Linked DNA regions of Homo sapiens: regions 1, 2, 3, 4, 6 and 7 are each linked to region 5. Evidence: chromatin loops called from intact Hi-C (ENCODE). Cell type or tissue: dorsolateral prefrontal cortex. All regions are shown on one strand.

Region 1 (4,000 bases), 940 kb before region 5:
CTCTTCAATAGTCAGAGACTGGTGTCTTTGTTCAATTAATCATTCCTTCTTCCTCCCTGGGCAACTCAATCTTGCCCTCCATTAATCTCAGATGAACTTTCCAGCCACCTTCCCACTTCTTTCCATCATGTACAGAGACTTCTAACTATGAACTCTTAGCACTTCTATGCAAATCAATTACAATGCCCTCCTGCATGCAGCTGTCTTGCCTCATGACTGAATTTGCCTCGTGGCTGGAGAGAGAGAGCTCCATATAATTTTAGTTACTTCAGGATCAAATCTTCTTACAACCTTGATATTTTCCATAGGTCCTTGTACAAAGAAAGTAATAAGAAACTGTTAACTGTCTGCCTCATGGGTCACGAAGGCCTCCTTTCCTGTAAGAGGGGAAGGCTTCCTTCCCTTCTAATCCTGGCCAGGCTCAGGGATCTAAGGTATAAGCTGGATCTACCAATGGCTCAACATTTTTTGTCTTGTCAGTTTCCAAGGAACCTGGAGCCTCCTTAACCCTTGTTGTGCACCTCAAGGCCTGGGATTAAGGAAAGGAAGGACAGATGCTGGGCTCGAAGGGATCGGGCAAGGCTTCCTGAGGCTCCTCCTGTGTGTTTCCCCTGCTCCTATGCGCCAGCACTGCCCGAATCTGCCTCTTGTGCATCTTGTTGTAGAGTAGTAACATTTGCATTCCCAGAAGGGCAGATTACAGTTAGCTGTGAGTTCTGAGATGAAGGTAAACTGTGCAGGACTTGGCCTTGACACCATGCTGTATGACAAAGGTGGCTTCTTTCTCAAAAGGGAAAAATTTGATAAAGTCAAATTAAGATCCTGCTACCCACTTCTTGGGAGGCTACAACAACCTAGTTCCCTTCATCTGATGCAAGTCCTCTCTTAAATCCCCTCCTTGGTTTATACAAGAGCAGGTCAAGTAGCAGCTGGTGTTTCTCTAGGCCTCTGACTCTCCTCAGAGCTTTAGACTCTGCCGGGGGCTTCTAGTACAATATGTCTACAAGGGCCTCGCTGTTAGTGGTAACTATGAGGCACCTTGGAGGAGGGGCTGAGCCTTGAGTCCTGCTGCTGCCATGACTGAACAGCGAGGGGAAGGAATACTGTAACTCACTTTCTCCAGGCCTTCCACTTGCATAATGTCCTTTGATGTAAAAGAGCCTGACCCTTCTGTGTATTCAGTGGTGTGCTGGTAAATGGCTAACAACAGGCTCTGTAGTTTACAAAAAGCCCTAATTTGTATTATTTGCCAATTTCTGTGGTGTCAATACTCCCACCATGGCCTATTTTAAGCTACCACCAAAGCTTTAATAACTGATGCAAAAAGTTTCTAAAATTTTGCCAATCAGCTCTCGCTAGCCATGATAAGCCGGCTTCAGCAGACCACTGAGAGTTATATACTTTCCTAAATATGCTATAATGTTCAGCAACTCCCTGGAGGCTCCATTAATGAAGTGGGCCAACAAGTGTAGGGAACCCTGGCTCTATCCCATAAAGGAGGAAGCAGAGATGCAAGGATGTCAGTTATGAGCCCAAGGTTCTGCAGCAAATTGTGGCAGAGCCATGTCTCCCACCTCTGAGGTGTGTTTCTCCTGAGTGCCCTCCTCCCTCTCGAGGGCATCGACAGCTCTCTGAGTTCTTGTGGGGGACAAGGGCTTCCTCAGTGAAGTCAGCATGGCAAGGGTGGTTACCGCTTGCAGAGCACTGCGTGCGCCCACAACTGAGTTTCCTCAATTCGCTCGATTCTGTTAATTGCCTGGGGGTCCTGTTAAAATGCAGAATATCAGGCTTAGTTTCTGGAGATTTTGATTTAGTACTTCTGAAGTGGAACCCAGAAATGTGCATTTTTGTTTCTTCTTTTTTGAAATTATTTTATTTTTCGATAAGTTATTGGGGTACAGGTAGTATTTGGTTACATAAGTTCTTCGTGGTGATTCGCGAGATCCTGGTGCACCCATCACCCAAGCAGTATACACTGTACCATATTTGTAGTCTTTTATCCCTCACCCCACTCCCCTTCATCTGATGCAAGTCCTCTCTCGAATCCCCCTCCTTGGGGATTCTTCCCCCAAGTCCCAAAAGTCCATTGTATCATTCTTATGCCTTTGCATCCTCATAGCTTAGCTCCCACATATCAGTGAGAACAGAAATGTGTATTTTTAACAAGCAAGTGCATCTTATGATTAGACAGGTTTTGAGAAAGTCTGCATTAGGGAAAACTTCTGTGACAAAGATTTTTGTTCACTTGGATAAGAAGTAAGAGACAAGACTACAATTTAACACTGTTACAGTAATTTTTTTCTTGCTCTTTTTTAAACATGATTAAACTGTTAGAATAAATGAGGCCCCCGCTTGTCATAAGCCGACTGCGACAGGGAGGCTGTACCGGAATTGGCCATCGGAGGGCACTATAATGCAGCAAGAACTCTGCCAGCACGGCTGGGGTGAGAAGTTCACTGCTCACCTGGGGGCTCTCCAGGCTCTGTGGGGAGGCAGAGAGGGAAAGCCCGGCGCCCTGCTTCCTGGAACCCTGCAGGGACCCTGCATTCCCACCCAGGCCGACCGCTTAGCCTCTGACTTCCTCTCGGAGCGATTGCACGTGACCGACTGCAGGCGAGGGCCGCGCCAAAGCACCCGGAGGGCTGGGCTGGGCTTGGCCGGGAGAGAGAGGCTTGGCCCAGGGCCACCTCTGAACATCTGGCCGCTGCGCTCGCGGCGGTATTCCCAGGTCCGGACCTGCCAGCCTCGCACTGTGCGCGCCGCCCCTGCAGACCCTGAGCCAGGGACCCTCCCCTTGTGTCTGAGCTCTTAGCTCCCTGGGCCGTTTCTGGTGTGGATGACTCCGCTGACCCCAGCACTGGCAGTGTGCTTGGTGATTAAGTCCGCGGGCATGAGAAACGGACTGATCAGCTCTGAATCCCGGCTCTGCCACTGAACTGTGTAGCCATGGGCCAGTGGTTTGTTTTTTCTAAGATCCAATTTTCTCATCTGTACAATGGGGATAATAATTTCTGCCCGAAAAGGCTGTAATGAATATTGAATGATATTTTCTCTGTAAACCTTTTTTTTTTTTAAGTCACAGTGCCCAGTGATTAATACTAAACATTCAAAAGACGGTATTATTATTGTTATTGTTGTCATAATTATTGTGCTAGCTCAAGGGATCAGTGATTGTTCATATCAGTGAGTTTATGGTTGTCTTCCCCTTCCTCCTGATATCAGGTAATATTAAATTTGTTTATTTATCCACCAAAAATGTACATGACACTTTCTATGTGACAGGCACTATTTGAAGTGCTTTACGAATATTAATTCATTTAATCCTCCTAACAACCCTTTGAGGTAGTTGTTATTATCTCCACTAAACAGATAAGAGAACTGAGGCTCTGACAGGTTAATTGACTTGCCCAAGGTCACATTGCTATTAAACTGTAGAGCCTGGATTTTTAGCCAGGCAGTGTGACTCTATAGCTAGGGAGCCCAGAGCCAGACTCGCACCTCAGCATCTCTGAGTAAGGGAGTGTGCTGTAATAGACAGAGGCTGCCTGAATCCTTACTCTTGCACCACCCAGTTGTGTGATCTCGGCAAGCTCACCTACCCATTCTAGTCTCAGCACCTTTATTTATATAGTGAGGGTATTACATCTCTCTCTCTGGGTTGTCGTGAAGGTTAGCAATAATGAATGAAGAGTTCTTAGTGTCTGGCACATAGTACATGCTAAATAAATGTTAACTATTTTTATTATTGTTGCTTCCAGACTCATGTAAGTTAGCATTAGCATAGAGGTAGCCAGGGCATTGAAGACATAGGTGCCCCATCCTCACCTTCACCAATGAAGGTGTCACTTATTGTAATAGAGTGCTGGTGGAAAGTCAGGAGATTCCATTTCTAGTCCCACACCTGTGCTAAGAGGCTGCAGCACTTCATGCAAGCATTTAGCATTTCCACTTAAATGAGATAACTGTGATGCCCCTTCTGACTTCTGGTTCTATGAGCAGG
Region 2 (4,000 bases), 260 kb before region 5:
GCCATGGGGAGACCATGCAGCCTCTTTACTCAGACTGTTTAGACTCATAGCTGGAGAAGAAAATCCTTAAAGATAATCACTTAAGAGTTTCGGTGTGAGCTATAGCATCATCGCAAAGCGACAGGAATTAAAAGGCAGTGTACCGTACTACTGAATAGATAGGTTTAAAATACTGTGTACTGTCTATTCACAGATAACATTGATTTACGTTGGTAAATCTATTGGTTCAGCACATCAGTGCAGTATTAAGGAATCAATTGTTTCTCCAGAGTCAATTATTTTTAGAAAAATAAGGAAATGTGACCTATCACTGAAAGTCAGTATGTAGAATTAAACTTGGCCAGTTTTCTTCCTCGCTGGGGTCTTAATTTTTTCAACTGTAAGATAAATGAATCAGACTTGTCAGTATCTATGATCACTTCTAGCATTAAAGTTTTCTAGTTTTAAGATTCTAAATACCAACACTGTATGTTGAGGAATAGCAAAGTAGGAAAAGAACTGGGAATAAAACTATCACTGAATTATTAACTTTCCAACAATCAAAATTCTGTAATTTTGCCTTTAGTTGCCATAAACAACCACCTCACCTTCTGAATATCAACAATAATATGAATGAAGGAAAGGTTGTATACTAAGGTCACAGGTGGTATGGTTGAGATTAAAGCCAAGACTGAGAGTATAGTAATGAATTGAGAAATGAATCATACACTTTTGACCTAATATGTAATATGTCTTCCCAAATCGTCATTTTTATACATTCATTTTCAATGGAAAACAACAACTTGAATATCTTAGAGGTTTTTTCCCCCAAGAAAGACATCAGGCTGTAATCTCCCCCCACAAAATTTAATACAGTTCATAGCTCATACCCCTACCGGATAATCCCCAAAATGTCTTGTTCCTTTTTCAAATTAGACATCAGCATTCAGTATAACAATTAATCAATGCCAACAATGTTCCATATGCTTTATTAGCATTCATTCACCGAATCCTTCCATGAACACTAGGAAGTAGGTACTAATAAAAACAGAAACAATTTTGAAGTACAGAATCTCAGAGGTGGTTATCAGTAATTCTAGAATATCAGTCTGACATATGGGTCCCTCCACTTTTTTTCAGTGCACAACGTGAACACTGTGTGGCACAGTGTTTCAAGAATTAATGTTTGATTTATATCAAAGCATTATGTTTTTTACTTCATCTTAATAGTAATCACAAGAGTGACTTAAGCCTCCTACATGAAAGCAGAGATAGAAAAAAGATGACCTTGGAAGTTACATATTTTCTTTTCCTGTAAGTATGAAGACATGTCTATAAGTTATTAGAACCATAAAAAACCAAAAAACTAATAAGAATAAAATTGTGAAAGAATATTGAAACCTCCTTAATAAGCAGGTTCTTGTAGGATATTGAACAAGGTATGTATGTTGTAGCCCTGATGCTATATTTGTGTCATGCTGAGCAAGCTACTTAACATTTAGGTGCGTAAGGGTTTTTTTCCCTAAAGTGGGAGGATTTAGATCTCTAAATTCCTTACCAATCATAATTTTAGAGCAAATTATCTATAAAGTCAATTAATAATTTGCCTTGCTTCATGTATTACATAATAGTTGCTAATCAAAATGAATAGTATTATACTCACAGCTTTAACTAACTTATAGCTAAGATCAGGCTTGCTTTGTAAACATCTCTCTAAAAACTCAGAAGTCCATGAATACTAAGACTTTTTACTCCTCCTGTAATTTTTGACCTCTACTGGAAATCTCACCTGCTACCCCTGACCTCGAATATTGCAAGTATTAATACAGTTTCTGTATATAGTGTACTTAAGCCAAAAGTCAGAGGCATGAGAAAGGTAAAGGCCGGGACAAAGGTACTACAATTCAGCTACACACTTGTAATGCTTCCCATTAGTTCGTTAGTTATATTAGTTCCAGAAACTATTTTAACACGGTAGGCTGATACTGCAAGCAAAAACAAAAATCATGAGAACAATGAAATAGTAGGTCTTAGCGCTTAAGCATATCTACTAGTAGTAATACTTGACAAGCAGCCCACCTTCTTTGTGATCTGGAAATGATTTGATGATAAAGCCAAATTCTAGAAATATAACTGCTATCTTTTGGGAGATCAAAGGTCATGTGAGGGGGAGAGCTAAGGTCAAGAGCAAGCCCCTTAAGCCTACTCCAGAAATTTCACTAGAGGGTGCTCTTGGGCTTTCATGACTTCTCAGTTCTTCAATAAGAACCAAGTATTGCTTAGATAATATATTCTGCCTAGTATAACTTGGACTCCATCATGGATCCCATATCCAATACTTCAATATAGAATTAAAAGATATCTCCAGCAGACCCTGGGCCTGGTTTTTTATTTTCCTGTGTAATTTCCTTGTTTCTACTGATAGTACACTTGTGAGTTTCACAAATTTAAGACAGGTAAGAGATCTTAAGAGGTCTCCAAAAGTCTACATTCTATTAAACAACCACAGAAACTTCCTAATACATCAAAGTAAGATTAAATGGGGATTAACTGATAAATCTATTTTTGCAAATATATGTTTTACAAACATATTTTAATCTTATAATAGGTTCATAATTTATATACCTATTGGAAGAATTATTATTCCATAAGATCTGTAGAGAAAGTCTGATTGTCAAATAGAATAAATTTCAATTATTTATATATGTATTATTCATATGTCTCATGACATCAAATATTGAGCACCAAGTAAGTACTGAATAAATATTTCTTGACCCTTTATTGCACATACATATTTTTATAACACGTTCCAACAGGATGACATATAATTAAATTTTAATCTCTACACCATATGTTTGAAATTTTTTCTATAAATGCAGTTTCACCTTTCTGGAATTCACGTTTAATGACTTATTCTGTTTATTTCTAATGATAATCGCTTTTTATATACTTTCCATTTTTGCTACGTTTTTAAGAGAAAATGAAACATGGAAATTGTTTTGTTATGTGATTAACTTTTTAATGTTTCTATTTGTTTATTAGAAGATTAAGAAGGTTATTTATTTCTACATTAAAATATTGGCAATGGCATATATCAATGCATAGTGATTTTCTTAAGAATTGCAATGAGTGACTCAGTAAAATTCTTCTTCACTTTCAGGATGTAAAGAATTATGGCTACTAGCCATTATGCAGGGTGATGTTCTTATCACACATAATTGAAAACTCAATAGTTTTAGCATCTTTAGGGTTGACAGTAAAATTCTGAGGTTGACTATGGAATGCTAAGTCTTTGAAGGCACTTCCAATTTGGCTAAACTTACAGTTTCATTATTCCTTAATTGAATTAAGTTTAAGTTTCTCTTAAAATCAGCTTGAGGCTTTTGACAAATTAGAAATTTGGGTCCTGAATAGTAGCCCTTTACAATATATGAATCTGCATAAAGATGTGTTTTAAATGCCTATTTGATAAAAAGATAAGCCTGGTCACTTATGGATTCTAGCTCCTTTCAACATCCTGCATGGATTGCAACCAGTGTGAAAAATTGGGGATCTTTAAAGTGGTCTCAGATCTCTTATAAAGCAGTCACCTGGGCTCTTAAACTGTATGGTGCTTCTCAAAAAGGGCTCCTTAAGTATCCTATCTGATGTATGTTATTCCCCAATTCAACTTGCAAAGGACAGAGTCACCAGCATATATTCAAACTGTATTTCATCCAAGTGGGTTGTCAATAAGCTTAAATCACTCTATGAAGAACTGGCAAAATTCCCATGGATACTGTGAAAATAAAGGGAATCAATGAAGAGATATAATTATTTTAGTCTCAGATTTAATTAATTTGTGGGAGAGGTCATTTTCTCTCAAATATATTCAAGTTTCTTCAAACACAGGTCAATGTTTGCCAGCTGATAGGAAAAAAGAAAACATTTAGTCTGAGTTTCCCACGTTTATATTAATCTCTGTATCACAGCTAAATAAAATGTTTCATAAATCTTCATATAGGCAAAAGAGAGTTCAAGC
Region 3 (4,000 bases), 78 kb after region 5:
TTAGCACTTAGAGCTTGGACTAGGTCTTAAGGGAGAGGATTCCCTAAGGAAGTACTAAGTGAAAGTGACTTAAGGGTGGGATAACAGGAGCAAAGAAATGGAGGCGGAAACAATGAGACATGGATGTGACAGTTAGTTTAAAATCAATGAGAACACTGATTTGGTTATAAAGTTGGGTTCATGATGGGGAATCGTGGAAAGTAAGGTTGACCACGTAGTGTGAGCCACTTTACAGTAAATTTGTTAGGGCCAGAGCTGTGTTTCTTTTATAATAATGAGTTTTTTCTCCCACTTTTGACTGAGAACAATTTCAGGAAAGTGGAGAACAGAGAAGGCCAGTCCTAAAATATACAATTATGTACAGAAATTTTGATTTTAGTATAGTCAATATTGCTTCTTTTCCACCTTTCCTTCATAATAAATTTTAATGAAGATGGATGGGTTTCCAGCTCTCCGGTGAACTTGTGATTCTTGTGAGATAACCTTGCATGGGTCTCTGGAATAAAAGTCTGTAAGGAGAAGGCCACAACCTAGCTCATTAATAAACTCCAGCCTGAATCATCCAGTCCAGGTGTGGAAGAACCAGTTGTTGCAAACTGTTTTCAAAACAAAGCAGAGTAGACACTTACAAAGCTTCTCTCTTCTCTCCTTAGTCTTCAGGAAGAAATTTCCTGGGGCAAAGCCTGCTATAGCCACAGAAGCATATCTGTGGCTTCCTTTTTTTTTTTTTTTTTTTTTTTTTGAAACAGGGTCTCAGTCTGTCACCCACGCTGGAGTGCAGTGGCACGATCTCGGCTCACTACAACCTCCATCTCCAAGGTTCAAGCTATTCTTCTGCCTCAGCCTCCCTAGTAGCTGGGACTATAGGCATGCACCACCATGCCCGGCTAATTTTTTTTTGTATTTCGAGTAGAGATGGGGTTTCTTCATGTTGACCAGCCTGGTCTCGAACTCCTGATCTCAAGTGATCTGCCCACCTCGGCCTCCCAAAGTGCTGGGATTACAGGCACGAGCCACCGTGTCCAGCCTGTGGCTTCTAATAGAAGTTAAGTCATCCTTTTTCCTGTGCTGTTTTGCCTCAAACCAGCAACCATGGTTTAACTCAGGCGGTGCTGTGTGCAGAGGGAGAAGCTACCACAAAGCTGGAGAGCTGCTTTTTGACCATTCTTTGGAGTGCCACATTCTGCTGTGGTTTTGCTCCTATAATAGGTCTTTTGCTCTACACCTTTGCAGAGATGCATACAAATGTTTCTGCAAAGTACCATAACATCTTAAAGAATGCAGTGTTTGGCCCTGAGGCCATGTGTCTTGAAATTTTTTGTGTGTATTTATGAATGTGGGGACTTAGGGGAGTGAGATAGGGTGAATAGGTGAATATTTAATTGAATATTCTTTAATTGAATATGCCGATATGAATTTTATTAATGTGGAGGTTTTTTTTGGAATGTAGAATGACTATCTTTGCCTATTATCATTAACTTGTGTTCTAGAAATAAATATTAAATCAAAGAAAAAAGAATTCTTAAAAATTAGAAGAAATCACAAAAGTTTATATAGTGCTGTTTGAGACAAAATAAATCTAAAGGGTTCCATCTGCTGGTAGAAATAAAAAATGAATACAAATTAAAATATGCATTGTAAAAATTATCTGGCAAATTAGAAGTGATAGTCACAGAAGTTTAAATTGAAAGAACAATCATCTACTTCCTTTATTTTAAAAACTATCATGGAACATGAAAATAAATACGTAGTTGTTTTAAAATATATTATAGAAAGCAAACAGATAATAAGCATTGTTTGTTTGTTTTTTTTTAACTATAAGCTTTGTGAAGGTAGGGGCCATGTCTATATTGTTCCTTAATATATTCCCAACTCTTGGTAAAGTGCTATGCAAATATATGTAAATAATTTTGTCACATGATTCAGAGTTACATGAGACCTAAAAGGATGTAACAGAAAGTTTATATTTTTAACTCAAGGAACCATAAATTTATATTATGAAATTATAGAAAATACACTTATAATAAATTTACTTCTTAAATAGAAGTTCTCCACTGAAGAATTTAATATCAATTTGTAATGATATATTTTATTTCTCAGAAAGATAAGTCTAGCAGTCAGGATAAACTATGTTATGCTGTGGTAAAAAATGATTCCCAAATCTCAATCTCAGTGACTTACAACAAAGGTTATTTTCTTGTTCACATCCATCATGAGTTTCCTGCACTCTGCTCCTTATGTGTGTTCATTCTGGGACCCAAGCTGTTGAAACACCTATCTGGAACATAACTGATCGTCCTGACACAGAGAGAGAGATGTGGCACTAAACATATGTGTTTTCCTTTTTAATAACAGTTTTATTGAAGTATAATTTTCATACATTTAGCCATTCTTAGTGTACAATTCAATGTTTGTTAGTAAATTTACAGAATTGTGCAACTGACCACCACAGTCCACTTTTAGAACATGTCCATCGCCCCCAAAACATCTCCTGAGTGCATTTGCAGTGAATCTTCATTGCTATACCCAGCCCTAGAAAATAATTAATCTGCTTTCTGTCTAAAAATTTGCCTTTTATAGATATTCCATATGAATGAAAACATATTTGTAATCTTTTATGTCTGACTTCTTTCACTCAGCATGTTTTTGAGGTTCATCTGTGCTGTACCATGTCAGAAGTTTTTATGACTTTTTAAGAAACTGTTAAACATGTACAAAGTGACAAATCATTTTATATTCCTACCAGCAACATATGTGGGTTACAGTTTCTCCATATCTTCACCAACGCTTATTTTGTTTGTCTTTTTTTATTATAGGCATTTTAATAGGTAGAAAGTGGTTTCTCATTACAGTTTTAATTTGCATTTTCTAATTCAAATGACTTAATGTGATTGAGCCTCTTTTCATGTACTTATCAGCCATGTCTTTGGTGAAATGTCTATTCAAATTCTTTGCCTCTTTTGTATGTTATCTTCTTATTTAATTATAAGAGTTCTTTATATATTCTGGATAACATTTTTATTAAGTCTATGATTGACAGGTATCTTCTCCCAGTCTGTGGCTTGTCTTTTCATTTTTCTTAAGTGTCTTTTGAGGGACAAGAATTTTTAAAATTTTTATGAAATCCAATGTGTCATTTTTTTCTTTTATGCATTATGCCTTTGATGTTCTATATAAGAACTCTTTGCCTAACCCAAGAAATTCCAGCGCCATGAAGATTTTCTATTATGTGTTTCTCTAGAAGTTTTATAGTTTTCATTCTTACATTTGAGTTTATGATCCATTTTGAGTTAATTTTTGTGTTTAGTATAAGGAAAGCTGTCTCATTCTTCATTTTTTCCCATTAAGTTTCTGGCTCCTCTGCTAATCTGTTGTTTGCTCTAAGCTTAATCACACCCTAAGGCTAACTATGATATCATCCCTCCCCAATTATTTGTCACCAAAATCACTGTTGTTCTTGACAATGTCCTGGACATGGGGACTTCCGACTCTACTCCAAATGAAGCCAGTCCACTTTGGCAGTAAAGATGATGGTTTTCCTGGTCCATCCTGTCCCTAAGGTGGTGTGGGCTAAAATGCCATTAAATAACACCATTCTTACCCAAGGTTCAGTAGTTTTCTTAAATATAAGTTTTTGAGTTATTTGTATGCCTTTGGTTGATTTTGATAGTTGGGAGTTTTTTTTTCAAGTGTCCAATTTTATTTTTGCTTTTTGGGGAGAAGATTTGCCAATCTCTTCACTCCACCATTCCAGAAGTCTCAGCCTCTCTGGGGTAATTTTTATAATATGGGCATTTGAATACCTTAAAACATTATAAAATGTGTTATTTTTGTCAGAGTTCATGAGCTTAAAGCAAGTCACATAGTCATTCCTTTGTTCAATAGAGAGAGATATAGAATCCTCCCATAGGAAGGAACATCACAGGGATAATGTGGTAGGCAGCTCATGACATAGTTTCCAGTGTCACACCTTGGCGTCATCCCTTTCCCTTGAGTATGG
Region 4 (4,000 bases), 240 kb before region 5:
AACAGGCAAAATTGCTTGGATGAAGGGTAATCAATCTGAGCCTAGTTCTTTTGGATGAAACCTTTGAGAACTCAATGACAAGAGGATATGGATCCAACAGGAGACTAGTAGAGAATACAAATTCATTATTTTGCTATACAATGCTAGTTGCATTTTAAACAATTGTTTCTCTATGAATTTTACTACCAGGCTTTTCTGAACCATTCTGTGTGAATTCAATACTGCCTGGATTTTTAAAACCACTTCTGACACTATAAACCAGAGAAATCTTTCTTAAAAGATAATAAGAAGATGGGGCCTTGCATTTCTCATAAAAGGAAAATGACTCCACCATAAGTGTATTCATTACACACTGTTGAGGCATGAATTCAGGGAAAATTAGACTGAATATGAGATTACCATCCTAACTTTCTGAAACACTCCCAGCGCTGTCACCAGAGTTCTTACTTCAAATATTTACTCTTGATCTAAAAATATCTTAGTCCAAGAAACGGAATGATTACTCCACAGTTAAAGTATATTTAGTGATCTGAGAGAGGAGAAGTTTCATTTCACTCAAGCAAATGGTTTTAGTACCACAACCAATTAATAGCTTCATCATGTGTGAGCCATGATTATAAAGGAATCGGACTAATTTTTTAAACAAATCTATAGGCTTCTCACAAGGGCTATTTTTCACAATGGTCACCTTGGAAGAAAGTCACTCCAGGGATACCGTCATTACTTCAGATTTGGGACCTTACCTTTAGAATTGGTTCATGAGAAAAAAAAAAAAAGAAACACTACATGCTTCATAGTTACCCTCCCCACCTAACACTACATATCCCTGATCACCAACTTTGAATATGCCTCATTTACACTGATCAACCAAAAGCCTCCTGGAAATGGTAACACGGCCTATTTATCCTGGGCTTTACTGGGAGGGTGGGGGATGAAGAGGGTTTATAGGAATTAAGAGAGTCTATTTTTAATTATTTCATCTGTGAAACATATGAAATTCCTTTGGCCAAAAATGCAATATAAAACTCAGATTATCAAGGGCCTTTTCGTGGGACCAGTGAAATGGAGAAAAAAGTCTCCATGACAAAATAGAGGACTTTTGGGAATCCTTTTTTTTCTGAGGTTTGCATGTGTGTGTTTCTAGCTTGGCTCTCACCTGAACTGCTCTTTCATAATCTACTGTAGTCATTGGGTACCTGGAATCTGGGAAAACTCCAACCTTACTCCAGCACTTGTGCAATAACACAGTAAGGCACATGGAGTCAAGTTTAAGCACTTAGTCCAGGGTTCTTTGCACCCTGTGGGCCTTCAGTAAGCACTTGTTGATTGACTGAATGCGTGGCTCACTATCAATGTGAATTAACTATATACATACTGCATTAAAATCCAACAACCCAAATACTTTCTAGCTTTCAGGAAGTAATGCATCTAATTGACAGAACCACTCTTATGCCTCCTAATCCCCACTTCCTACAAACCAGCTCAAAGGAAGAGAGAGAATTTGAAGAAACAAAAATGAACATAAGAAAAACAATTAGCTGATGCACTCTGCAAAGCCTGTAATATTATCTAGAATGACAGCATAGCCATTGTTCGTGCTGCCAGAGCCCCGCGTGTTTGCTAGCTCACCCGAGGTCCTGAGAGAATAATAAACTAAGCAGATTAGATGTAGACTGATGCCTCCATGCCACCACCAACTCACACAACACACACACTGTTCTGAGTGTCTGAACACATGCGGGCAGGTAAACCCAGAAAATGGGCACTCCATGTTGGCAGGAGGGGAAGAGGCTGCCAACAAACAGGGCCTGTTTATTATTTAACAGTTGGTACTGCTAGAGGCCTGGCACCGCTATAGAGCACTCTCTGTTTCAGTGCAAGTCAGCCTGATTATGAGAGCGTGTGAGCCAAATCATGTTTACCATAGTCTGTGAGAACCTCTGTGCCCCCAACAGACATGGAAATTCTTACAATAGCTCTCGTCCAAACAGAGAAAAATCACTCCTGAGATGGAGGTAAAGGGCCCCACGTGCTTAAATTTTGTCTGATCAGCTGGCTCAGTGTCTCTACATGTAGTTGTTTTTTCCCTGCTCAAGACAAGTCATTCCTCTCTAATGATACAGTTTCTAATCCTCTGCCTTTGGTTACTTTACTTTGGGACCTAAATCAACCAAATACTATGTCAATCACCCATCTACTAATATTGCTTATGCTGTCCTGCACGCTTTGGCTTTTCAGCAAAAGAATCTGCTGCCCAGGGCGGCTACCTCCTGCTTCTCCTTCGCCAGGGCTGCCTCTGCAGTAAGTCTCCTCTCTGCCAATGTGGGCCACAGGTGGATGCCTTCCTACAAATCCAATCAGCAGGATAATGTGCTACTATCACAAGAGTGGACCTTAATGACAAAGAGCCCTGCTTAGATGGTCACCCCATTAACTTTGATTTGATTATTCTGCCCCAGCAGAACACTTGGCTTCACAACCACAGATGGCAACAGTCCAACATAAAACCTGTAGACAGAGTAGTCATGTTGGGTTCATACATTTTCAAAATATTAAATTTCATGTAAAAATATAAACATGGTAAGTATTGAGAGAGTCCCTGGTTCCCTAGGAAAGCACTGTTTTCTTTTCTTTTTTCTTTTTTTTAACAAACCAAGGTCAGAGCACTGAGACAATTGTGCTAACTAGGCAACAGGGATAATCTAATCATTTCTTTTGAAATTCAACATAAATCAACATTTCTTTTAAGTGTAAGAACCTGGCTTTTATCTTCCATATACAACCAAGGCAATCTTTGATACTTTATGTGACTCTATTCTATACAACTGTTTTTAAATTCAAGATAAAATTGGCTCTATATAAGCTAGTTCAATATTTTGAAATTTAATTGTAACTTGGATACACTTCCTCTGTGACCATGAGTAAATCATTAAAATGCTTTCTACCAATGAGAATAAAGGCATAGCAAACTATAAGTCTTACCTGAAACTGTATGCAGTGATTGTTTTGTGTTTTGTTTTCTAATTGACAGTTGATATTTATACACTAAATTATCAAACTACTATTTGTTTTTAATTAATTCCTCAACTTTGCCACTCAAGGAAAATGATATATGCTTTGTATTGTTAAGTAAATACATAATTTTATACTTATCATGTTATTATGGTTTTCAAAGAAAGTAGTTGTCCCTAGGTCACAGATTATATACACATGCATAGCAAAAAGACTTTACAAAAACAAGGAAAATATGAAAAAATAATTGCCTAGCTTGGATCAAGTTAACCCCTGGTTTAATTTAATCATCTCCTCTACTGAGGATCTGATAAGAGATTCTTAATAACAGCCCCAAATTAAGGCAATAGAATCAGGAAATCTTTTTTTTTTTTTTTTTTTGAGATGGAGTCTTGCTCTGCTGCCCAGGTTGGAGTGCAATGGCGCAATCTCGGCTCACTGCAACCTCCACCTCCTGGATTCAAGCTGTTTTCCTGCCTCAGCCTCCTGAGTAGCTGGGACTACAGGTGCCCGCCACCACGCCTGGCTAATTTTTGTATTTTTAGTAGAGACGAGGTTTCACCATGTTGGCCAGGCTGGTGTTGAATTCCTGACCTCGAGTGATCCGCCTGCCTCAGCCTCCCAAAGTGCTGGGATTACAGGTGTGAGCCACTGCGCCCGGCCAAAATCAGGAAATCTTTCCCAAAACATCCTGTATATAGCAACACTCATAACTACTACTTTATGGCAGAATAATGGACCCGATTACAGGTTCACATGGAAAAAGTTGATATTTCAGCCACGACCAAAATATAAACAGGATTTTTCATAGGGAGTAGATGGTGTGTTCATAGCGAGATAGGTGGTGTGTTCATCTCTGTGCTGAGATACTTCATCTTAACTAGTAAGAAACATAGTAATCCCTCACATTCATTAAGAGGTATGCTGTAAGAGCTTAATATGTATACACCCATTTAACCTTCATAACAACCTTTATTTTTTAGTGACT
Region 5 (4,000 bases):
AAATTTGAATTTTAACAAAAATCCGAAGAATATCTTATGTAAACTAAAGTTTGAGAACCACTGGACTAGAATATAGTAAGATAATATTGAAAAGAATTTTTTTCATATTTGGTTATTTAAACTTTTTTCCCTCTATTTTTAAATAAACATTACTGTCAAAATTTATGAATGATGGGTAAAAATTTTATCTAAAGAAAATATTAGTTTTAGGGTAAGTATTATCATTATTATTACAGGTTTCAAAATCAAAATGGGAAATAGAGATAACATTTTAAGTCATCTACAGAGGGTCCACCAGCACAGAAAAGTATATCACCTAGGAAACACCATGCGTTTCACTGTTTCTTAAATTTGTGTGTTTTGCTTTGACTTAGTTTTTTATTATCCATTCCTTCTTTAATTAGAGCAGTAATGCCAATAAATAATATTTGTATACTACTTTACTATTTATAAAAAAACTTCATATATATTAACTTAATTAATCCTTACAATAACCTTGTGAGGTAGATAGGAAAGGTAATATATATTATCACATTTCTGCCAATAAGAAAACTCTTAAAAAGTTTGTGCAATTTGCCCAGTCATAAGTTTGCTGGTATTTATGGTAATACGTGGACTGAAACCTCTAGATGTAAATTTCATGCAAAACTGTGTGAAATTTAAAACTTAGGATTCATTTTTAAGTGCTATGAATCAAACTCAAAATAGCATGAGAGTCTCTGAACTGCAAGTAGTCCATAGTCCTCTACCAACCTGTGGGTTCATCTTACTATATAAGTTCATTGTACTTTATTTATTATATGGTTAAAGAATAGAAGGAGAGTGGAGCTCAATTAACCAAAAACAAATGAACAAAAAAGTGAAAAACAAATAAAAAAATGGAATATTCATCCATTATAATACTATTTACTCTGCCTACTTGCAATTCATTCCCCTATAAGCCCCTTTGCCTCAGTTTCCTCTTCTAAAACATGAAATATCAAATAGCACTTTCAAAGGCTAGCAATTTCATTTTCAACTATGATGGTACTTTAAAAAGTACAACTAAATATACAGCTAGAATAATACTAACATTTGCCCAATCCCTACAAAAATCCTGTCAAATCAACTAGTCCAGTCCACTCATTTTATACATAGGAAGTAGACCTAAAAAAACTTAAGTATGTTACCCCAAATAATAGCAAATTTGTTGTAAAGCTAGAATTAAAAATTATCTTTACATCAAAGTCAATTACAATACACACTTGTGAATAGGCAATGCCTTGTTTTCATAATCAAAAAGAGAAAATGGTCATTTTAAGATAAAAGGAAGAAGGTAATTTATAAAGGGATGTTTAGGCAGGAAGTGGTATCAGAAGCTGTTTTTCCAAAGTAAAAAGGCTCCAAACTTATTTACAACAAAGAAATGTGTATTTTATATATATATATATAACACACACATATATATAATACATACATATATATATATATATACACGAGAATGTTATAAACCAGCTAGACATAATCATTTGTTTAGACCTCAAATATTTGCATAGCTCTGTGCTGAATGCCAATAGAAGGTTCTGGAGGATGAATAAGACACAGACACTATCCTCAAGAAGCTCAAGGTTTAGTTGGAAGATGTGCTTACAAACAATGGCAATACAATGTGAGAGGTGATATTGCCAAGTTATGCATATAAAATTGCTGTGGGAATGTGAAAGAAGGAGCACCTCAATGCCTGAAATGACCGAGCTTAAGTGAGTATCTCTGACAATCCCTGTCTTCTCCATTTCCAATTCTAAATTAAATACTTCCCTGTTTATGCCTAGAATTGTTAAAGAATTTTTTATATACCCTGATAGGAGAAAAGTAGTAAAGTGCACACATCCTAACTTTTTCTTGGGTAATAAGAAATTTCAAAGACTAAAACATATTATAGAATTTTGGTACAGCTACTACGAAATCAGGGCCTGAAACAATTTGCCAATTTTTTGCAAATGTCCTGTTTTTTTGTTGTTGTTTGTTTTTTTCACTAACTCATGCATCAGTTACTTGCACAGCAACAGGGACACAAGGTGGCACTGTCGTGCTGACATTCATTTCAGGGTCCTTTCTAAATGGACAAATTTGTAAGAGACAGAATAGACCCTATTGTGACAACTAACACCACAGTTGTAATACTGGCCGACTGGGTCTACCAACATTAACACTGGCCTAAAGAGGAGTATTTTGCATTTCATGAATATTATATCATGCCTATATAGAAATAGGACATATTCTCTGATGACTTCTCCAAAATGTCATGTGTGTATTCATAGAAATGTCCAAAGGCATAGAGTGCAGCTTTGCCATTAGGAAGTCAGAAGTGAACTGCTTGCTATTGGCAAGGCAGTGGACACGGATCGCCTCTCCATCTAGTGGCCAGTGGAGAGGAGTGGAGCCATAGTAACCATGCTGCACTTCATTCCATTAAAAACAGCCCTTTTACCAAATCACCCATAGGCAATTAAGTCAGTTTGTCTGACAAATGACTATTTTTGGTTTATGGCATTCGTTCAATCATTAAACAGACTCAATAATACATTATGATATGTAGTTAAGCTAAGAAAAATCATCACAAAATTAAAGTGCCTGTGCTCTCTCAAGCCACATAAATGTCCGTTATTCTTCCTTTATTACCCACCCTAACTTTTCTCCATTTATTTGTGACTTTTAGATAGAAAATGCAAGCAAGATTATCTACATATATAGCTACTTAAAATCACAGTCTTTAAGATGAAAAAATATTTTAAAAAGCTTTCTCCTCATTTTACAGGAAGGAAACTGAGGGACAGAGAGATCATGATGTACTCAAAGTCACAAAGTCAGAACAAAAAACCAGACCTCCAGATTTAACCACTTTAAATCCTTTTTGATATTGATTAATACCTCCTGATTCCCCAGGAAATGCTTTTTGTATCACACCATAAAGTTTCTTTCAACATACCAGAAAAATAATTTCTAAAAATGTTTTTTATTCATATATTTTCAGACTAAGGTGATATAAGTGAAACTACTGTGTATAGGCCGTACCACATCTTCATATCCATAGGTATATTTTGAATGTGTTATAAGAACACAATTATTTTTATATTAAGGAATTACATTCATCCAACATTTAGAAAGCGAAAAAGCAAGTGGGGTAGGGAATAGGTGGATGTGTTGGTCAAAATTACTATACAAAAAATGGTTTCAGAAAGCCATTATGTGAAACAACCTGAATTCATTCAGACTGCTAGAAAAGTTCTTTTTGTTTTGTTTCATACAAATTATTTGACTTTGTTTTTAAAAAGGAAACACACGCACACTTATCCAGCTAATCACTTCATCTATTTTAATTCAGCATGTGATGCTGTTTGGGGGCATGTTTTGGGAATGTGTTGTTGGTAAAGCTTCTTATCAAAACAAATGAAATCTGTCCACCAACTATAAAAATCTGCTCACAACTCCGAACCCAAGAATTAAAGGGCAAAAGGTATGAAGGAAACCTGGCAGTGGATGTTCTAGAAATGTGAGATGTTTTGACTTTTTCTTCTATGATCTTCTTTGGTGGTACCACTGGAATCTGTCTTGGAGTGCAGAGGGAATTTATATAGATCTGCTTTAGAGAGATGCAAAAACTAATGCTGTACAGATAAGTCAAATGCTTTTTAACGGGAGTTAGGGAAGAAGTCTTTTTATTTCATTATACTTCTAAGTTTAGAAGCTTCAAAAGCACCAACCCCTCAGCTACCCTCAGCTTTACCCCTGTACCCTCAGCTTTATCCCTTCACATTATCTCAACTTCTCTCTACTTGTTTCTTAATCATCTCTAGTCGTCTCCCTTCTAGAAATGAGGTGAGGGGATAAAGATCACTGTTGATTTGGAGAACTAGAGAAAGTAAGGGCTAATATAAAAAGTAAGTTATTTTTGCCTTACCTAAAGCTAAGGTAATAGGTACAAGTAACCAAGAAGTGGAGAAATTAGTAAATATGGTCA
Region 6 (4,000 bases), 710 kb before region 5:
GCAAAGATTAGAATAGAGGTGAGGCTTTCAGACATCTTTTTCAGTATGGAGGAAGCCAATACAAGAGAAGCAACAAATTATAAGACCTTATCAATTGATTTTTGAATGGTGACTATGGGAGTAACCCCCAAATCTTGAGTGTCTACATGGACCCTGAAGGAGCTGGTATTCTGATTTTCAGTTTAAAGATGTAGCCAAGATCAAAGTTGCTAAAGCCCAACTCCTTTATTAAAACCAATGCTTTCTCTAAGGTCCATATCTCTATCACTGTTGTCTACCACCAGGTTGGAAACCTCAGGGTCACTATACACCTTCCTCTGCCTTAAAGCCAATTCATCAGTAAGTTCTTACAGTTCTGCTTCCTTCATATTTTTTCTCACATCTGTGTTTCCATTCCAATTTCACTGCAATCACCTACTGCTTTTTATCTAGCTGATTGTTTACTAACTGGCTCTCCAACCTCTTTCACTCCTCTAGTCCTGTTTCTTTGCATTCACTAAATCTAAGATGACTACATTAGCCTGACACTCAAGGTCAGTTCCGTATCTCTTCTAACTTTTCTCATGTGTCCTGTATATTGGCCATACTGTACCCTCAGATTTCTTGAATATCCTCCAGAACATCCTGGGAATCTACATTCTGGGCTCTACATCTTTGCTCAAGTTTTCTCTTACTTTGAATATCCCATATTTCATCTCTGCCCTGTTGAAATCATACTTATTATCCTTCATACTTATTAAATGGTGTCTTCATCTTATAACTGTCTTGATTCCTCTCTGCCAGGTAGGACTTCACTCCCCACAGTGAATTCCTCCCTAGGTCTTTCTCCGAAATGCCTAAGCTCTTTTTTTTCTTAATCTTATTTCACTCACTCAATTTTATTTCAATAATGGCTATTTATGTGCATATCCCTCTTGTGAGACTGTAAGCTCTCTGAAGGTAAGGAAATGTCTTAGTTATTTTAGTATTCCTAGTGTTCACCTATTCTTTTCTTCTTCCTTCTCTCCTGTCATTCATTCATTTACATATTCATTTTACAAATATTTATGATGTACCCATGATGTGCCAACATGGGCTAAAGAATAAAACAGGACTGGTTCCTTCCCTCCCAGAGTTTACTGCCTTGTCTATACTATTAAGCAATGTAGCTTAGACAAAGCTGTCATTCAATAATTGATTGTGGACAGAATGAAATGAAGCTGAAATTAAAGTGTATTTTAAGAACGGTCATAGTCTGAATCCCAATTAAGTTTCCTACTTTTTATGCAGCAAGGTAGCAAAACTACCTGACTGGCTGCTTTTGCTTTAAGTCTGTGAGGGGTATTTAATAAGAGCAGGACTATTTTGCTCAGTAAGGCTAGGCTGGCCCTCATGATTCATTTAAATATAGGGTCAAAACAGTAATGACATATGTCACCTAGCAGAAAAAAGTGTTTATTTTTGATATTCATAGACAGGGCCTAGGATACTTTCAGATGTGTGCTTCAGAAAATTAAGAAAGCTTTCTTTCAAACATAAGGACATAGCAAAACCACCAATATATTACTCTTTTATTTTTAACACTGCAAAAATTATATTGTTCTTCATATCAATGCCCTTGTTTCCTTCCCTAGATTCGCTCTTGTTTCCTACCTGACATCTTGTATCACACCCTCCTGTTGCCTCAGTGATCACTTTGGGAGAATATTGATAGCACAGAGGCATTGGAGCTACCTCTATAAACAGGAAATGTTAGCAACTCAACCTTTTTGGCTCACCCCCTTATTTGTCTTATATCACTTTACTTACCCTTATACCACTGGGCTGTTTCCCAACTGTCCAGATAATAGAGAACTGCTCACCATCCTCAGAAGCAATTCATGTCCTGTCTCACCCTCTCTAATGGTTCTTCGGACTCCTTTTTCCGGAGCTGAGAAACCCTAAAACATAGCACCCGTTTACGTCTAGACATGCACAGGTGCTGTGAATTGACCCCATTTTTGCAGTTCATAGTTTATTAAGGAGGAAAGAATAAGCCCTGTCATAATTAGTTGAAAATACATTTTGAGGCTGTATAAAAAGAATTATAAACATGGCACATCTGAGGGCAAGTCTTTTCAAGCCTCTGTGGCGATGCACTATTCCCTGGAGCCTTTAGAGGGCAGCAGCACACTGGCTGACTCCAGCGGATTTCAGAGAGGCGAACTCCCGACCAGAACCTTCCTCCTGGTCACCATGCCAAAGGTTGATTTGCCAGGCTCTGGCCTCTCAGTCTCTTTCTTTTCAGTTCTCATTCTCTCTCTCTCTCTCTCTCTCTCTCTCATTCTCTCTCTCTCTCTCTCATTTTCTCTCTCTCTCTCTCTCCAACCCCTTCCTCCTCTCTCTCTGTTAAAATTATACACTCTGATGAAGTCGCCCCTCAACCGGAAAATGAAAGCTCCAATGAAAAAGTTAGACAAGCCAACAACAACAAAGAAAGAAACCAGGGAAAAAGGAAAAGGGGGCTGGTGACAGGGAAGGACTTAAGAATAAGAAAAGGGCAGATGTTTCGCAAATATATGCAAAGCAAAACTGGGTGTACCCTGAACACTTCCACAGAGAAACAGACCAATCATTGTGCACTTCCTCCCGCCACACTGGTGGAGCTCTGCATTCAAAAAAAGAAAAAAAAAAAAGGCAAAAAAGCGTGGCCGCAGGCACCCGCCTTTCAACGGTCAGTTCTGACATTCTGACTGAACATCTCTCAATTGTCCAAGGAGAACAAAAACATTTTCATCTCCTCACTGCAAACATTTCTGTTATGAGAAAAGGCTGCTTCAAGAATTGGGAGTGTGTTTTAAGGAGACTGGCGGCCGAGTTAGCCAGCAGAGCCTTCTGGTTTTTAACTCTCATTGTGCTGGCCCCAGCAAGAAGTTTTAGGCTGAAACATAGCAGTGAGTAAGGCTGTGGAGGATGTTGGCTCTTTCCTAACTAGACCATATTGTATGTGGAAAGAAATATGCATTAAAACATATTGATGATATGGTAGGTATTAAGCATGTTAAATGCATGGAAATTAACCAGATCGGCGGCATTTGATGTATATATTTCACACTCTTTTGCACATATTGCACACATACAGTGATGGCAATGCTTTCTGCAACATATGGAAAAATAAATATTTTATCTGTGTGAGCTCTTAGCAGTCTCCAGGGTGTTGAGAGTGCTCTCTTCTTTCACCCTATCCCAATTTTCTCTCTTCACTGGGCTCCCACCCTCTCTTGCACGTTAATGTGCCTTTTACTTATCAGCTTGGTCTTTTCCTATCTGGTAAGTAATGTGCCTGTTACTTATCAGATAGGAAAAAATTAGTTGGAACCTCCTATTGGCTCATGATAATTTAGACCAGTGATGCCTCCCCCAATCTTACTGGAGTCGTAACAATTTCCCTACTCTTTTCCCCAACAATACATTAAATAGGCTTAGTATCTGGGCAGGAGAGAAAGGGTAGGTGGTAACAAACCACCCCAATAAGGGTGGTAGCGGAACTGCGCTCCACTACCTATTAGCTGTATGTCCTGGGTAGATTACTCCGCATCTCTGAGCCTCATTTTCCTCATCTGTAAAATGGGAATAATAATACCTACCGCTTAGGGTTATTGTGAGGAACAAATGAGATAAGCCATGTAAAGTGATTTGCCTTGTGCTGGCACATGGTAAGAGCTCAATAATGGTAGTTCCTCTCATAGGGATTGTTAGTTCTGTGATATTCATCATGTTAGCTTTAAGAAGACATTTCCGGGCAAGGGGTGGTAGCTCATGCCTGTAATCCCAGTACTTTGGGAAGTCGAGGCGGGCGGATCACGAGGTCAAGTGATCGAGACAATCCTGGCCAACATGGTGAAATCCTGTCTCTACCAAAAATTCAAAAATTAGCTGGGCATGGTGGTGCATGCCTGTAGTCCCAGCTACTCAGGAGGCTGAGGCAGGAGAATTGCTTGAACCCGGGAGTGCAGAGGTTGCAGTGAGCCGAGATGGCGCC
Region 7 (4,000 bases), 640 kb before region 5:
CTGAATCAGTTAGATCATAGTGTGTACCCTATAGTTATCCCATTCACTACTTTCAACCACTTAGAGGCTCTGGAGGGAACAGGAAAGTTATAGACCTGAGCAACCATGAAAAACAGCTTTGAGCCTAATGCCATTTGGGATATTTCTCGGATACCCTGAGCCCCTTTCCTTTGCCCCTCCAATTTCAAAGCTTTCCATGTTGCAATATAAAATAAAAATGGATGTTTTGCTATATGAACCATCCCTTGGAAGTAGAAAGTCATTGGTTGTTGAAGGAAATGTCTCAGACAGTTGAAGAGAAAGCTACAGAAAGAAAATCTCTAGCTGGCAGGTTGGGCAGCCTAGGTAAGAAGGGAAAAGAAGAGTAGCCTACTTACTCCTCCTGCCTTGCACCATTGCTGGGGAAGCCTGCAGCCACCCAGGATCAGCTCTTCTGGCCTCTCCCCGGCTGCACAGTATTGTTGTGGCATTGGGAATTTGCTGTGGCTTCGTAAGATTATGGGGATGTGCTTCAGCAAGCCAAAAAAGTCACAAACAAAATTCAAGAGGAAAAAAAAAAAGTATAAAAACAGCTGATCTTACTGGAGAAGCTCTTGGCATTTTCCTACATATGCCACAATTTTCTCTGGTATTTCCTGGTTCTGTGATCAGAAAAATTATCGTATCATATTTATTACTGTTGTTTTTTTCAGGGTTGCTGGTGGTGACGGGTGGTACAGTGAGGGCAAACAGATGGATCAAGGAGAAGCAAAGTAAAGATTACTTCTCCCACTTGTTTGAAAGCTTTCCAAGAGATTGCAGGTTAAAAAATCTCTTCTTCAGAATACTGAAGATGTATAGATATCACATATAGGAAAAGATGGCCATACTCTTTCTAGATTGGGAAAGAAAAAAACTTCTAACACAGTAACAGATTCGGAACAAAGCAAATTGTATCAGAAAAAACTTAAACGTTCATATAGCTGCATAAAATTCAGCAGCATATAAGACTTATAAAAATACTTCATAAATTAAGATAAAATATTTGAATATAAATGGGTGTTAAGTATATATATAATTGGATGAAAGCAATAGTTCAGTGAATTTTTTATTACAGAAAAATAAAATATAATGAATTAACAAAAGTTTTACAGTAATGCTAACCTTTTCTCTTGTAGGTTAAAATAGAATTAATGTAACTGTAAAGTGGATTCATGTTTCCCTGTGGGTGTGAATGTATATATATACCTGCCCAGGTATTACTGACTGACACTGAAAGGTGATATGTTGCAAAGAAATTCAAACTTTGAGCATTATTTTAAATTGGGTATTTAAAATATCAGTATTAACCTGGCAGGTTTCTTTCTTTTTCTTTCTTTCTTTTTAATACATTTAATTTTCAGGGTCTGTTTTAAAGCACGAAAAGAAAAACAGATTAGAAAAGCATTGCACATCAATAAGTATTTTGTAAAATAATCCATTTGCATTTATTAGAATATTCAGTTCTCAAAAAACGGCTAATTGGATTTTCTTCAAGCCTTTTCAAGACAAGTTCAGTTCTGTGTCAAGGATAACTATGAGAAATTTCACCTCAAAAGGTAATTTGTTTGGTTAGTTATAAAAGCCTGAAAAACAAGATTATCTCCACCATAACTATAACAAAACAGCTAATGAGTAAGTACATTCTGGTAAGAATCGATAAGAATGGCAAAGCCTGAGAGGGTCATCGCAGACTTGAGAAAGGTAACCAAGTGAGGAAACATCAAACAGAGTTAAAGCATTCTGAAAAACGGAAAGTGTTAATAATCACTGACAGGAAAGAATATTCTTCGATAGCGATGACAACAACAAAACAAAACAAAACAAAACAACTAAAACAACTGGAAATACATATCTCCAGAGGCAAACTATGACTACTTATTAAGCAAGAGGAGAACCTGCTTCTTTGTCATTCCCTTTGGAAGCCTAGCTTTAAAAAAAAAAAAAAAAAAAGGTTGCACAAAAGATACATGTGTTCCTTTTCTGGTATTATTACAGGCCCACCTAGATTTAGCTTTCGATTCCAGATGAGATCAGGCATGTTCAGACTAGCACATCTTTGCTCTGTAAGCACAGAGCTGCTATCATTTCACTGGCAAATTCTCGTATCCCCAAATTTATGCACAATAGATACCCTTTAAAATCTGCAAATTTTCTATTTCAGTGAAATAACTGATTGAGTTAATTTTTTTTCTTAATTTACGCTGCTCGTATTAAGCTGAAAAGTTAAGGCAGGCAACTCCTATAAAAAAGGAAAGTTGAACAGTACTTACCCTAAGTGTAATGTGCAAGCCTTAATGGGGCAATTTACTTTTGCTCTATGATATTTAGAAAGGTGTCCAGGTCTAAACTCAGCTCTCGCCTTTTTCCCTTCTGGAAAACTGAGTAGACTCACAGAAGGTGCCTCTGCGAAAGATCATACAAATCAACAGCCTTACCTGTGGCCATTCAGAAGACTGCACTTTGGTGTGTGTTTAAAACTATGAATAAAGTCAGATACAGCGCATGCTCAGCAGGCAATTTAAAAATATTTATAACATTGTTGTTTCAAAAACAAATTTCCTCAAACAAAGCAAAACTCAAATTTTTTTATCCATGCCAAGTTTAACGTTCTGAGACAAAGCTGTTTTGGAGTTTTCCGCTGAAGGAAAAAAGGCTTTTAAAATTTTTTGTTGAACGAAAAATAGTTCTCTCTTCCCTTTTGGGTACGCTTAAAGGGGTGGAATAAATTTTTCTCCAAGTTTCAACAAAATTCACCTCTGGCTATGATAAGGCATTACAAATTTAAGGTCTGTAAAAAATAATTTTAGAGAAACTAACAAGAAACTAAAAACTATGGGTTTAAAGAATGTAATGGTCATCTGAACTTTCAAGGCAGTCTTGCATGTAACTATACAAAAATTATATCCTGATACAAACAGGATATATTATATGTAGATAAGAATAATGTGTATACAACCATATGCATACCTAGAGAAGTTTTATTTTTCTTTTGCTAACTAAAATCAGAACTCTCTAAAGCCGAAAAAGAAATACAACAAAAATTTAGGAGAAACCCAGTAATAACATCGGCACAATTCATCTGTTTTTCATAGCAAGCGTGGAAAAGAAGGCAATCATACCAATTGATTAAATTTTGAGATATATAAAATAAAAATTTGATAAAAGAAGGTTTTTAAAGTATGAATTGCAGTAGAAATGCCTGTTTCGTTCCTGGTTGAAAATTTCTTTCTCTTCCTTGAATATCCCTAAGCATTCCATTTTACCATCTATCACCAAACCCTGAACAGCTCACAGATCTCACAGATCTTATTTAAATCTCTTACTTAATTCTTAAGTCTCTGAATGAATTTCAGCTCCTGCTCTACTTTCCAAGGGTGCTCAGCTGGCCTCACAAAAGCTCCACAGACACATCGTTCACTATCTCTGATGCTTTCAAGCTTAACAGAGGATGCCAAAAAAAAAAAAAAAATCAACGATTAAAAAAAGTTTATTAAAGTGAAACTAGGAGTGCAAATTTGAAGAAGTTGCTTCTACTTTTATTTCTCTCTCAACTCAGCACAGGTGTTTCCTAACTTATACTGCTGTGCATGCTGATGAAGGGGAGGGTTAAATTAAGGTGAGGGAGTGGGCCAAGGGCAGACCAACAAGCATATAGGATCTCCAGCCTCATGTGTTAATGGATGTGTTTAAAAATGGACCCCCCAAAAAGCCTAGAATGAGGTTTCTTTTTGGCAAATAATTAAACCAGTATACTGAAATAATTAAAGCTTTGTCTTTAAATAAAGCATCAGATCAACAGAACAAAAACAAAGATAAAAATTGCACACACATATGCATGTGCGCACACACGCTATGACACACACAGATACGCAAAACTAGTGGGTGAGGGGAGAAGGAAATTAAATAAAAGAAAACAAACAGAGTCCTAACAGGCCATTCTCCGAAAAGGAATCTAAATAAAAAGTCATATGATATCTGA

What was found. Peaks named below come from ENCODE experiments on the same cell type or tissue, not always from the same donor. Only the 100,000 strongest peaks of a DNase experiment are listed, where the experiment ranks them.
Region 1: it touches region 5 in a loop (11-fold over the local background); 2 of 110 quality-filtered maps call a loop at or near these places.
Region 2: a loop joins it to region 5, with 12 times the contacts of the local background. A loop is called at or near these places in 47 of 110 quality-filtered maps.
Region 3: it touches region 5 in a loop (4-fold over the local background); 47 of 110 quality-filtered maps call a loop at or near these places.
Region 4: a loop joins it to region 5, with 6 times the contacts of the local background. A loop is called at or near these places in 10 of 110 quality-filtered maps.
Region 6: a loop joins it to region 5, with 4 times the contacts of the local background. A loop is called at or near these places in 38 of 110 quality-filtered maps.
Region 7: a loop joins it to region 5, with 3 times the contacts of the local background. A loop is called at or near these places in 4 of 110 quality-filtered maps.

Annotation. Positions count from the first base shown.
Region 1 is chr3:114,150,205-114,154,204 of GRCh38, forward strand. The region is part of intron 3 of DRD3 (dopamine receptor D3); the gene reads right to left. Among named protein-coding and RNA genes, the nearest start is that of DRD3, 27 kb to the right of the region's middle. RefSeq lists an enhancer at 2,203-2,736. In dorsolateral prefrontal cortex, CTCF peaks have their summits at 2,406 (motif pointing right) and 2,620; a DNase peak (open chromatin) is centred at 2,427; H3K4me3 peaks cover 911 bases.
Region 2 is chr3:114,825,514-114,829,513 of GRCh38, forward strand. The region is part of intron 4 of ZBTB20 (zinc finger and BTB domain containing 20); the gene reads right to left. Among named protein-coding and RNA genes, the nearest start is that of ZBTB20-AS3, 46 kb to the right of the region's middle. In dorsolateral prefrontal cortex, CTCF peaks have their summits at 2,190 (motif pointing right) and 2,396; no DNase peak of the experiment used is centred here.
Region 3 is chr3:115,168,411-115,172,410 of GRCh38, forward strand. No RefSeq gene overlaps it. Among named protein-coding and RNA genes, the nearest start is that of ZBTB20, 23 kb to the left of the region's middle. In dorsolateral prefrontal cortex, a CTCF peak has its summit at 1,595 (motif pointing left); no DNase peak of the experiment used is centred here.
Region 4 is chr3:114,846,525-114,850,524 of GRCh38, forward strand. All of the region lies in intron 4 of ZBTB20 (zinc finger and BTB domain containing 20), which reads right to left. Among named protein-coding and RNA genes, the nearest start is that of ZBTB20-AS3, 25 kb to the right of the region's middle. In dorsolateral prefrontal cortex, no CTCF peak of the experiment used is centred here; DNase peaks (open chromatin) are centred at 1,847 and 2,305; H3K4me3 peaks cover 1,191 bases; H3K27ac peaks cover 4,000 bases.
Region 5 is chr3:115,090,262-115,094,261 of GRCh38, forward strand. The region is part of intron 1 of ZBTB20 (zinc finger and BTB domain containing 20); the gene reads right to left. Among named protein-coding and RNA genes, the nearest start is that of ZBTB20-AS4, 8.2 kb to the right of the region's middle. In dorsolateral prefrontal cortex, CTCF peaks have their summits at 2,072 (motif pointing right) and 2,331; DNase peaks (open chromatin) are centred at 2,080 and 2,390; H3K4me3 peaks cover 708 bases; H3K27ac peaks cover 4,000 bases.
Region 6 is chr3:114,381,828-114,385,827 of GRCh38, forward strand. All of the region lies in intron 8 of ZBTB20 (zinc finger and BTB domain containing 20), which reads right to left. All of the region lies in intron 7 of ZBTB20-AS1 (ZBTB20 antisense RNA 1), which reads left to right. Among named protein-coding and RNA genes, the nearest start is that of ZBTB20-AS1, 32 kb to the left of the region's middle. In dorsolateral prefrontal cortex, CTCF peaks have their summits at 2,127 (motif pointing right) and 2,327; DNase peaks (open chromatin) are centred at 2,174 and 2,614; H3K4me3 peaks cover 1,341 bases; H3K27ac peaks cover 3,805 bases.
Region 7 is chr3:114,447,732-114,451,731 of GRCh38, forward strand. All of the region lies in intron 7 of ZBTB20 (zinc finger and BTB domain containing 20), which reads right to left. Among named protein-coding and RNA genes, the nearest start is that of ZBTB20-AS5, 3.9 kb to the right of the region's middle. RefSeq lists an enhancer at 1,990-2,139. In dorsolateral prefrontal cortex, a CTCF peak has its summit at 2,050; a DNase peak (open chromatin) is centred at 3,406; H3K4me3 peaks cover 4,000 bases; H3K27ac peaks cover 4,000 bases.